Regions from separate parts of the Homo sapiens genome. Here regions 1 and 2 are each linked to region 3. The links are chromatin contacts, found by Hi-C or POLR2A ChIA-PET in ENCODE. All regions are on one chromosome and are shown on one strand. The core of a region is the stretch at or near the end of the contact, and the rest is flanking DNA. Distances in the headings are between cores, read along the strand shown.

Region 1 (3,483 bases), core at 928-3,427, 1.0 Mb before region 3:
TAAAATAGTGTCCTTACTGTAACAGAAAAGGGAAAGAAATGTAGGGCAGGGTCTTGGGAACTTGATGTACCTTGGTACTTTAAAAAATGCCCCAACTCAAGGATCCTGCGACCTGGTGAGGGAGACAGAAGCAAAGTCCTTGTTGTGGGCCCCACCACCACCTAATTTTTCCCAGAGGAAGGCCAAGGACTCCGTGGAGTCTCAAATACCTCAGAGTGAGCCTTGTCTGCTAGGAATTCGTGCTTCTGTACCTCTCTCCTTTTATCCTGCCTTCTTGTCATCCTCACAGCAACATCTTTAAACACATCTGGTCTGTTTATTTGCCTCATCTGCAGGCAGGCCAGGTAGTTGAGTAGGAGCCATGTCTAATGGTTAAGCAGGGCTGATGCTGGATGAGGAGGAAGGTACAGTAGCCTTCTCCTCCTCACTATCATTACTTAAGAGGGGCCGAATGATGATGATGACTGACAGCCCTTCAGGGGATTTATCTTATTTCAGCCTCTGTTTGCAGAGGTGCTTTAGGACTTTATAAAGACCCTCCCAGAGCTCTGGCAATTTGTCTTTTCAGTTTCTTAGATCCAGGATACTACTTGGGTTTAGAAAGTTTGCTTGTTTGTGCTGCAGGAGGTGGTGGCTGCCGGGTTCTTGGAGGAGAGGACCCATTGGTTGGCTATTTCCATAGGTGCTGTGTTGGCTGCCCAGTCGGTATTGATTTTTAGATTGCTCCCATAATCACACTGCATTATGCTGCACTGGCCCAGGGCCTGGGCAGGCCTTTTAACTTGAAACATTTGTTCTCTGGAAGGTGCTGGTTCTCTCTTCCTTGGCTGTCCCTTCCAGGTCTCCTGGGGTTCCCAACTTGTCACTGACATTCTTCCTACTGGCTCATTTGAAAAGGTCTGAGAGTGGCATCAATGCTGATGATTTGCTAGGCACAGCAGCTTGGCTTCAGCTCTTAAAGTTGCTTTAGTTTTGGAATGTATGGTGGGAAGGGGCTGAGCCGAGGCAAGTTCTTAAAGAAAGATCATGCATTTACATCAGAAACCTGCAGTGTTTAAGAGTTTGAAAATACCCTGGTTAGAAGAAATATACTGTATTTGGAAATAAAAATAAGGATTAGTGGCCAAGTTTTTCTTTGCAAAATTAGCACTTCAGCCATACTGTTGGGAGCATTTGATGATTAAGTGAAAGGGGTTCCAGCCTGGGCTACATCGTGAGACCTTGCCTCTACTAAAAATTAAAAAAAATTAGCCAGGCTTAGCCAGGTGTGGTGATGCACACCTGCAGTCCCAGCTACTCAGGAGGCTGAGGCAGGAGGAGTACTTGAACTCATGAGTTTGAGGCTCACTCTCACATGGCAGTGAGCTATGATTGCGCCACTGCACTCCAGCCTGAGTGACAGTGAGACTTTATTTCATAAAAAAAAAAAGATAAGAAAGAAAGGGGTTGTGCTTTTTAAGAAACAGACATAAAGGTCTTAGAAGAGTCCTGGGTATGTGGGAAATACTATATAAGTATATAATATATATTTTGTATAATAAAATATACAGCAGAACCAATGGCCAGAATGGAACTGGAGGAGCTGCAGATAGGCATATGCAGCTGGCATAGAGAGAGCTATATTTGGGGTTTAGGGAAGGTTGTCATTGATGGTGCAGAACAAGATGTACGAGAGGCTGATGCTCCCTGAGAATTCATGAATTGCTGCTGGGAGGAAGGGATGCCCCCTCCCTTAGCTGAGTACCCAGTGCATGTTAGGTGTTTCACAGACATCATCTCAATGAGTCAGCACCATATTCTATGAAGCAGGTGTTGCTGTCACTTTTTTACAGATGAGAAACTGCCAAGGGTCACACAGCTGCTGTGCGGAGCCACCTCTTCCTCTCTGAGGAGGAAATTGGAGCAGAGGACAGATCTGGGCCTGTTCTCCCTCCGACCTTGTTGTGGGGAGGGGCAGTACACCCTCAATCCCTTCCCCAGTAGGCTCAGGGCCACACATGGGAAGCAGGTCCCTGCCCAGTGGAAGTGGAGGGGGCAAGGTCATAGTGGTGTCACTTTAGCATGTGCTCACGGGGCTGAGGCTGCCCTCTCCCTGGAGTACTCTAAAGCTGCCCCTGACTTGTTGCTCTCCCTCTCTCCAAGGACTTGTTGGCCAGAGGCCCAGGCTCTGCTCATAGAGAACTGACTGATTTCCCAAAATAGGAAGCCTCAGCACCCACCCATTCTCTTCCTTCAGCTGAGCTGGGTGGGGGCCTCCTTAGTATAAATCTCTCTTTATAGGTATGTTTTACCAGAAGAAACTTTGGCAAAAAAGAGTGGGGCTTGGCTGGGTGCGGTGGCTCACGCCTGTAATCCCAGCACTTTGGGAGGCCGAGGCGGGTGGATCACCTGAGGTCGGGAGTTCGAGACTGGCCTGACCAACACAGAGAAATCCTGTCTCTACTAAAAATACAAAAATTAGCTGGGCGTGGTGGCAAGCACCTGTAATCCCAGCTACTCAGGAGGCTGAAGCAGGAGAATCGCTTGAACCTGGGAGGCAGAGGTTGCGGTGAGCCGAGATTGCGCCATTGCACTCCAGCCTGGGCAACAAGAGTGAAACTCCGTCTCAAAAAAAAATAAAAAAATAAAAAAGAGTGTGACTGACTGGATACCTGTGGTCGTAGGGCCAGTTTGTAGCCAAGGAATTTATAGCCATTGAGCCTGGGGATTAACTGGAGTGACAGAGGGGTGGTGGTTGCACAGAAGTCTGTGCAGTCCCTGATTGAAAGAGGAAAGAAGCCTGAGGAGCTTCACTGGCTACCCTGCTGATTTCTTCCCTTCTTGCAGCAGCCCAAGGCTGGGAGCGCCAAGCTTGGCAATAGAAGAGTCAAATGTTATTGCCAGTCTGCAGGGCCTGGAGCAAATCTTCCTGAGACTTGGTTTTCTCATCTGTGTAATGGCTGCAACAGCCCTTGTCCTGACTACTCACAGGTTTATAGTGTAGGTCGAGAGAGGTAGCCTTTGTATGCATTCAGTGCTGGGTGAGGTGCCCTCCTTACACTTCTCAAACTAATAAGAGATAAGCTTGTGGTGGCTCAGAGATAACACATGCACACAGGGCCTGGAACAGGAAAGGTGAGCCCCGGCAAGCCTCACATAGAGCTTCCTTTCTGCGGCTCCAACTGGATCAGCCTCTCTTCCCCAAGCCCTGCCTCTCTTTCACATTGATTTTAAGAATAACCATGCAATTTCCTGCTTTGCTGTTTGGGTTTTGCTTGGCTGCTTTAATTCATCATTCTGTCAAATGGGTTTTTCTCTCTTTCCACAATCAGTTGATCTGAAATAGGATTTTACCTAATGAAGCAGAATTTCCCACTCTTTTGTTTATGAGAGGTGTGGGTTTTGTTTTGTTTCTTAATCTTATTTTGTTTTTACTGTTCAGAATTTACCTGATGTTCTGCATTTCCCACTTTGCTTGTGATTAGAGGGAGAGGCCATAGTAAG
Region 2 (3,245 bases), core at 581-3,080, 1.0 Mb before region 3:
GATTGGCAGGAAGGACTACAGCAGGGCATGAGAAAACTTTTTGGGGTTGACGGAGATGTTCATTATCTTAATTGTGATGATGGCTTCATGGTATTGTATATACACATGTCAAAACTTACCAAGTTGTGCAGTTTATTGTGTGCCAATTATACTTCAGTAAAGTGTAAAAAAAGAAGCAGAATGATTTAAATGTTTTAACACCATATATTGAAAATGTTATCTTTTAAACGTATAATTGAGGCTGGGCATGGTGGCTCACGCCTGTAATCCCAGCACTTTGGGAGGCTGAGGTGGGCAGATCACTTGAGACCAGGAGTTTGAGACCAGCCTGGCCAACATGGTGAAATCCCATCTCTACTAAAAATACAGAAATTGGCCAGGAATGGTGGTGTGCACGTGTAATCGAGCTACTCAGGAGGCTGAGGCCTGAGAATTGCTTGAGCCTGGGAGGCGGAGGTTGCCGTGAGTCAAGATTGAGCCACTGCACTCCAGCCTGGGTGACAGAGCAAGACTCCATCTCAAAAAAAAAAAAAAAAACCAAAAAAACAAACATATAATCAATATAAAAATTACTAGTGAGATTTTAAAACTATTATTTTTGTGCCATCTTTGAAATCTTATGTGCATTAAAAACATTTTTTTAATAGAAATGGAGTCTCACTATGTTGCCCAGGTTGATCTTGAACTCTAGGCCTCAAGTGATCCTTCCCCCTTGGCCTCCCCAAATGGAATTGTAGGTGTGAGCCACCATGCCTGGTGCTATGTGCATTTTACACTTACAGCCCAGCTCACTTCCGACTCACATTTCAAGTGCTCAACAGACACATGTGACAAGTGGCTACTATGTTGGACAGCAGAGATCTAGACCCTCTAGTGAAGCCCCGATCAGAATTGTTTCCTCCTCAGGACTGGGCAAACCCTGAGTAAGTAACTCCTCGCATTTACTTCTGAAGCGGTTTTGAGTTGCCTCAAGAGCCCTTTTCGGTGGGCCCAAAAAGCTTGGGCACTCAGGGGGCTGCAGGTCAGAGGCTGGCTCTGGAGAATTAGATTATAAACCTAGAACTCTGTGTAAGCTCCCACCTCCCGCTTCACCCACCCTTTCTTCTTCCTCATTTAAACTTGAAGAATAATATTCTCTTTGCATATTTGCTTTCTGAGAACAGCTGTTTATGTCAGGAAGCAAACTGCACTTTATTGACTGCATGCAGGAAATTGGTGCTGCTCTGAGCTAAGGTGAATGCCTGCTGGGTGGGCATCAGCCTCTGAGAGATGGAGTGAGTCTGGGGGCTGTCTCTGGACTTTGGACCTGGGGGAGTCTTATTACTGAGTGGCCTTGGACCCCACACAGACCTTCTCCAAGTCTAGGATCTGCTTTCCCATTTCCTCAGCTTCTGTCAAGAGGTCAGGAGGAGTGGGGGGAAGAGGGGAATGCTGATGGTAGTGAGATAGGAGTTCACAAGATACAAATCATAAAGACCCCACAGATAAAACAGGATGCGGTAAAGAGGCAAGTGAAAATCAATCAAAACCCACGTGACCACAAAAGCAATCTCTGGTTGTCCTCTCTGCTCGTTATACACTAATTATAATAAATTAGCATACTAAAGGAAATGCCCACTAGCGACATGACAGTTTACAAAAGCCATGGCAACCGTCTGGAAGTTACCATATATGGTCTGAAAGGGAGAGGAACCCTCAGTTGTGGAAATTCCCCACCCCTTTCCCAGAAAGCTCATGAAAATCCACTCTTTGTTTAGCATGTGATTAAGAAATCACCATCAAAATAGCCAACCAGCAGCCTTTGGGGTTGCTTTGCCTGTGGACTCTCCACCCTTTCATTCCTTTACTTAATAAACTTGCTTTCACTTTGCTCTCTTGGCTCGCTCTTCCTGTTTGGAGCCAAGAACCCACATGACTTCCTGGGCTGAACCCCAATTTTGGGGTTCACCCTGTGACATCTTGACAAGCAGTGGCTTTATCAGCCGTGTGGCTGCTGGGTCTCCTTAGGGGTTATCTGGCAGGGGCTATGTTAAGGACGGTGAGAGCTATTTATGGTTCTGTCACTTAACCAGCTCAGGGTCCCTAACTAAGTTTCCCTTCTTCTCAGGGCCTCAGTTTCTCCCTCCATAGAATGGAGGAATTGGACTAGACACCTCAAGGGTACCTTACAGCCTTGTGAGGAACAGTAGTTCTAACGGAATTGAACTGAACACATACCGGTGTGGGCAGTATCCTGCATAAGGAGGAGGTTACAAGAAATACACATGACACAGTCCTCCCGTATTATTGGGAAGTAGATTTATACCTTTCTGACAATTTTTACAAGTATTTATTGCTTTTGCAAGTAAAAAAAAGGCAGGGAGAGGGAACAAATAAACTGAAAAATAAAAAGTAAACAAGCAAAAGACAACACCGCATTCTCCATGATGTGCTTATTTCACATTGCATGCCTGTATCAACACATCTTATGAACCCCATATATAAATATACTTACTATGTACCCACAAATTTTTTTATTTTTAGTTTTAGTTTTTTGAGACAGAGTCTCAGTCTGCTGCCCAGGTTGTAGTGCTGTGGCGTGATCTCAGCTCACTGGAACCTCTGCTTCCTGGGTTCAAGTGATTCTCCTGCTTCAGCCTCCCAGGTAGCTGGGATTACAGGCACCCACCAGCACACCTGGCTAATTTTTGTATTTTAGTAGAGACACGGTTTCATCATGTTGGTCAGGATGATCTTGAACTCCTGGCTTCAAGTGATCCACCTGCCTCGGCCTCCCAAAGTACAGGATTTACAGGTGTGAGCCACCACACCCGGCCATGTTTTTTAAAAATAATAATAATTAAAAAAAACAACAACAAAACTGGAGAGTGAGAACTAATTCCTAAAATGATCGGTATATTTATTTTTAATTTTCAATTTTTTTTTTTTTTTTGAGAGACGGTCTCACTCTGTGGCCCAGGCTGGAGTGCAGTGGCAAGACCTCGGTTCACTGTAGCCTCCACCTCCCATGCTCAGGTGATTCTCCCTCGTCAGCCTCTCAAGTAGCTAGAATTGCAGGCACATGCACCATCATGCCCGGCTAATTTTTGTATTTTTTGTAGAGACAGGGGTATACCATGTTGCCCAGGCTGGTCTCAAACTCCTGGGCTCAAGCAGCCTGCCTCCCTTGGCCTCCCAAAGTGCTAGGATTATAGGCATGAACCATCACTCTTGCCTTTTAATTTAAAAGGTTTTTTTTTTTTTGA
Region 3 (3,373 bases), core at 261-2,760:
AGAATCAGTATGTCAGTATGCTCGGTTCTTTGCGCTCTAAAGTCTAGCTTCCTCGTTCTCCTCGCCTCTAGTTTCAGTAAACAACCTTTTCCACCAGTTCTAATCAGTAGTTCACCTCTATTCCTCTGGTCACCTGCTCCATCCTGAGTCACCCCTGGTCACCTGCTCTGACCTGAATCATCCTGAGTCACCTGTTCTGTAACCACCCTTCCTGCCAAATTATTCACCCCGCCACTTGAGCTCGTACGCCTGCTCTTTAAAATAGCCAGTCGGAATTAGCTTAGACTGTGCGGTCCAACCCTAGCCAGTAGGGGAAAGACACAGCAGTAGAGGCTACCTGCATCAGGAATAAGAACCCCTTCCCCTCCCCTGTTCAGGTGTGCCGTTGCCATTGCTTCATCCGCGAGTCGCACCCTTCTATAGAGGTAAAATTGCCTTGCTGAGAAAATTCTTTGAGCGCTAGTTCTTCTTTTTGGCACCAAAGAACCAGCATTTGTTTCTAAGAGAGCCTTATTGTCAAAGGAAATTAAGAAAAAGCATTACACTTATTCATACATGTGCATATATGTACATATACATATTGCAGAAAAGTATGATAGGGTGAGCAAAAAAAAAAAAAAAACCCTCAAGCAAAACAATGGGGTAATTCGGTGGGAAAAGTGAAATGAAAATCAAATTCAAAGAGGAAAAGAAATGAGTAAAATTTCCCATTGTTGAAGAGTTTTATTTTAAATGAAGATGGTGGATGTTAAATCACTACCCTATTTATATTCCATTGCATAAATCTCAGAGTGACTTAATATTTTCATTTATAAATATCAATATTTTCAACAAGCCAGACATTACAAACTTGGCAACTACTTAAACTTAGGATGAAACAAAAATTAGATAACAATTTCATTCTTTTAAGAGCTACAAAGAGGTCTAAAAAAAGGTTTGACCTCTGAAAAATTAACCTTAAACCATCTAAGTGTCCTTCCTAAAACTCAAGTCAAGCCCAGGTAGCTTCAGTGGCAAGCAACGAGACCACTAGTTAAAAGACCCTCTTCTTTTCCTACCCAACTTCAACATTCCCCCGTGCCGCTTACTCCCGCACCCAGCAGCCGCCCACTTCTGGTCCTCAGCAGTCCCCTGACCCCTCCTCTCCCGCTCCCCCACTTCCCTCCCCATTCCCGTACTTCCGCCCGTCCAAGTCCTCGGGCGCATGCGCGTTTCGCCTCCCTCCCCGCCGCCGCTGCTGTGTCATGGCGGAGCGGAAGTCCCAGCCACAACGGGAAAAGGCATACTTTAGGTGGGAGGCGCTTCTCACAGCTTTCTCCCCTTCCTCCCATAACCTTTTTGATCTCCCACCGTAGAGGGGCCTCCTACCCTGCACTCTTCCGAACACCTCGTAGTCCACGGATTTGAGTGACTGGGCGGTAGACATGGCGGCGGCGAGCCCTCTGTTGAGGAGCCGGAGAGGGGCTCGGGGCGCAGCGACTGCGGCGGCTGCGAGAGGGAGGGGACACATGGGACTGCTTGGCGCACCCCGCGCCTGTCACCGGTCCCGGACGCTAGCGCGCCGGGGTCACGCGTCGGAAGCGGCAAATGAGACTGCGGGGCCTGGGAGCGAGGGCAGCCGGGGACGCCAGGAGGGAAGAGGCCGCTGGGCCCCAGGCATCCTAGGCCTCTCTTCCCGGACTGGGGAGGATGCTGTCTCCACAGCGCTCCCTACCATTTAATTGATCAAGGTACTCTGTTCTCAAAGTTAGTAAATAAAAGCCGGATGCTGTGCCCAAAAAAAGAGTGGCTTCCCCCAGCTTTATTAAAGTGTAATTGACAAATAAAAGTTGGGTATATTTGTGGTGTACAAGGTGATGTTTTGACATATGTATGCATTGTGAAATGATTACATCAATGAAATTAACGTATCCATTGCACCATTTTTTAATGAAGAGAACATTTAAGATCTACTCTCATCAATTTTTAAGGACACAATACATTTATCGCAGTCACCATGTTAGACAACAGATCTTCAGAACTTATTATTCACACTAACTGAAACTTTGTACCCTTTGACCAATATCTCCCCATTTCCAACCCCTTTCATCCCCCATCCCAGGTCCCCCACCCCACTCCATCCCAGCAAGATTGGCTTTTGAAATCAAGGGCCTGCGTGTTTAGTGTTTTGAGAGTTAGTAAATTATTTATGAAATGTTTAGGTGACTACCAAGCCAGCTTTTAAGATAAGGTCTGCAACATCTTGAGCTCTTCTGTACAGTCAGGAAGGAATTGAGCCTGAACTCGTATTCTAAACGGATTGTGATATTTTCTGGGATAAGAAACTTTTTAAAAATATGAAGTCTTTTATGCTAGTGGAAACAGACAAAAGAAAAACACTGTAGTCATCTTGTCTGCTGTTCATACAGTTTTTTTGGTGTGGGTTTGTTGCTGTTGTTTTGAGACGGAGTTTCGCTCTTGTCTCCCAGACTGGAGTGCAGTAGTGCAATCTCAGCTCACAGCAGCCTCCACCTCCCAGGTTCAAGAAATTGTCCTGCCTCAGCCTTCCAAGTAGCTGGGATTACAGGCATGCGCCACCTCACCCAGCTAATTTTTGTATTTTTAGTGGAGACGGGGTTTCACCATGTTGTCCAGGCTAGTCTCAAACTCCTGACCTCAGGTGATCCACCTGCCTCGGCCTCCCAAAGTGCTGGGATTACAGGTGTGAGCCACCACACCCGACCTTTTTTTTTTTTTTTTTTTTTGATTGTCTTGATTATTCTCAGCAACATCCCAATTGCCTAGAAGGTTAAGGCTGAATTTTATTTCCTGGTGAGCTATTACCAAGTTTTAATATAAAACCATCCACCACTCCAAAGGATCTGGATACAGCTATTGATAATCTGCCACCTTCTAGAATTCCAAATCTGTTTACTTGTGAGAATTTGCATTTCTCTATTTGTTGGCCTCAATACCTTGGCATATTTCTCTGCATCTGGCCACACAGTTAAAATAATCCACTGCAATCTGATTCAATATACTGTGCCAATTCTATTAGAGAACACCAAAAATCATCCAAAACTTGGTTAGAATATGGTTAAATCATTTTTAAAGTAAAATATATTCTGGAAATGCTAGTGCAGTTAATTTATGTAGTGAAGGTCTTAGTTTATTGCAGAGACCTCGTAACTTAACTCTTCCATCTCCCAGTTCATTCCATGCAGACTCTAGAATCAACATAAATTTTAAATCATTCTTCTTAATACGTTCAAAATAGAACCTAAGGTCTTCAGCCTCCACTACCTGCTTATGCAAATCCTGCATTTAAACTATAGTCAAGACACTCTCGGTTATTCTGCTCTCTCAGTACAGAGGTTTAAAACAAAGAACCTCT

What was found. A loop is a pair of places that touch in the nucleus more often than their neighbours do. ChIA-PET counts read pairs that join two places held with the same protein, here RNA polymerase II (POLR2A). Pooled maps may share reads with other maps.
Region 1: a map of ascending aorta shows a loop between it and region 3 (2.6-fold over the local background). The contact joins the enhancer-like site here to the promoter of ACYP2 in region 3. A Hi-C loop is called at or near these places in 4 of 168 maps with a recorded cell type or tissue (CD4-positive, alpha-beta memory T cell, PC-9, ascending aorta and 1 more), 3 of 37 single-sample maps with no recorded cell type and 14 of 50 pooled maps. POLR2A ChIA-PET finds 5 or more read pairs at or near these places in 1 of 52 experiments (HEK293).
Region 2: a loop to region 3 is called in a map of naive thymus-derived CD4-positive, alpha-beta T cell, with 5 times the contacts of the local background. The contact joins the enhancer-like site here to the promoter of ACYP2 in region 3. A Hi-C loop is called at or near these places in 1 of 168 maps with a recorded cell type or tissue (naive thymus-derived CD4-positive, alpha-beta T cell) and 5 of 50 pooled maps. POLR2A ChIA-PET finds 5 or more read pairs at or near these places in 1 of 52 experiments (A673).

Annotation. Positions count from the first base shown.
Region 1 is chr2:55,157,830-55,161,312 of GRCh38, reverse strand. No RefSeq gene overlaps it. Among named protein-coding and RNA genes, the nearest start is that of CLHC1, 73 kb to the left of the region's middle. RefSeq lists an enhancer at 1,927-1,996. Within about 2 kb of position 2,177, at least 18 of the 41 ENCODE cell types and tissues checked have a DNase peak (open chromatin) inside an H3K27ac peak, as active enhancers do; they include ascending aorta and heart left ventricle, where a contact is called at or near this core.
Region 2 is chr2:55,132,501-55,135,745 of GRCh38, reverse strand. It overlaps a transcript of RTN4 not described here. Among named protein-coding and RNA genes, the nearest start is that of RTN4, 84 kb to the right of the region's middle. RefSeq lists enhancers at 1,559-1,853, 1,683-1,872, 1,174-2,086. Within about 2 kb of position 1,830, at least 23 of the 41 ENCODE cell types and tissues checked have a DNase peak (open chromatin) inside an H3K27ac peak, as active enhancers do; they include A673, where a contact is called at or near this core.
Region 3 is chr2:54,113,752-54,117,124 of GRCh38, reverse strand. ACYP2 (acylphosphatase 2) reads right to left here and starts at 1,510. Exons shown (of 4, transcript NM_138448.4): 1 at 1,369-1,510. The coding sequence starts at 1,426. RefSeq lists silencers at 1,062-1,121, 1,612-1,681.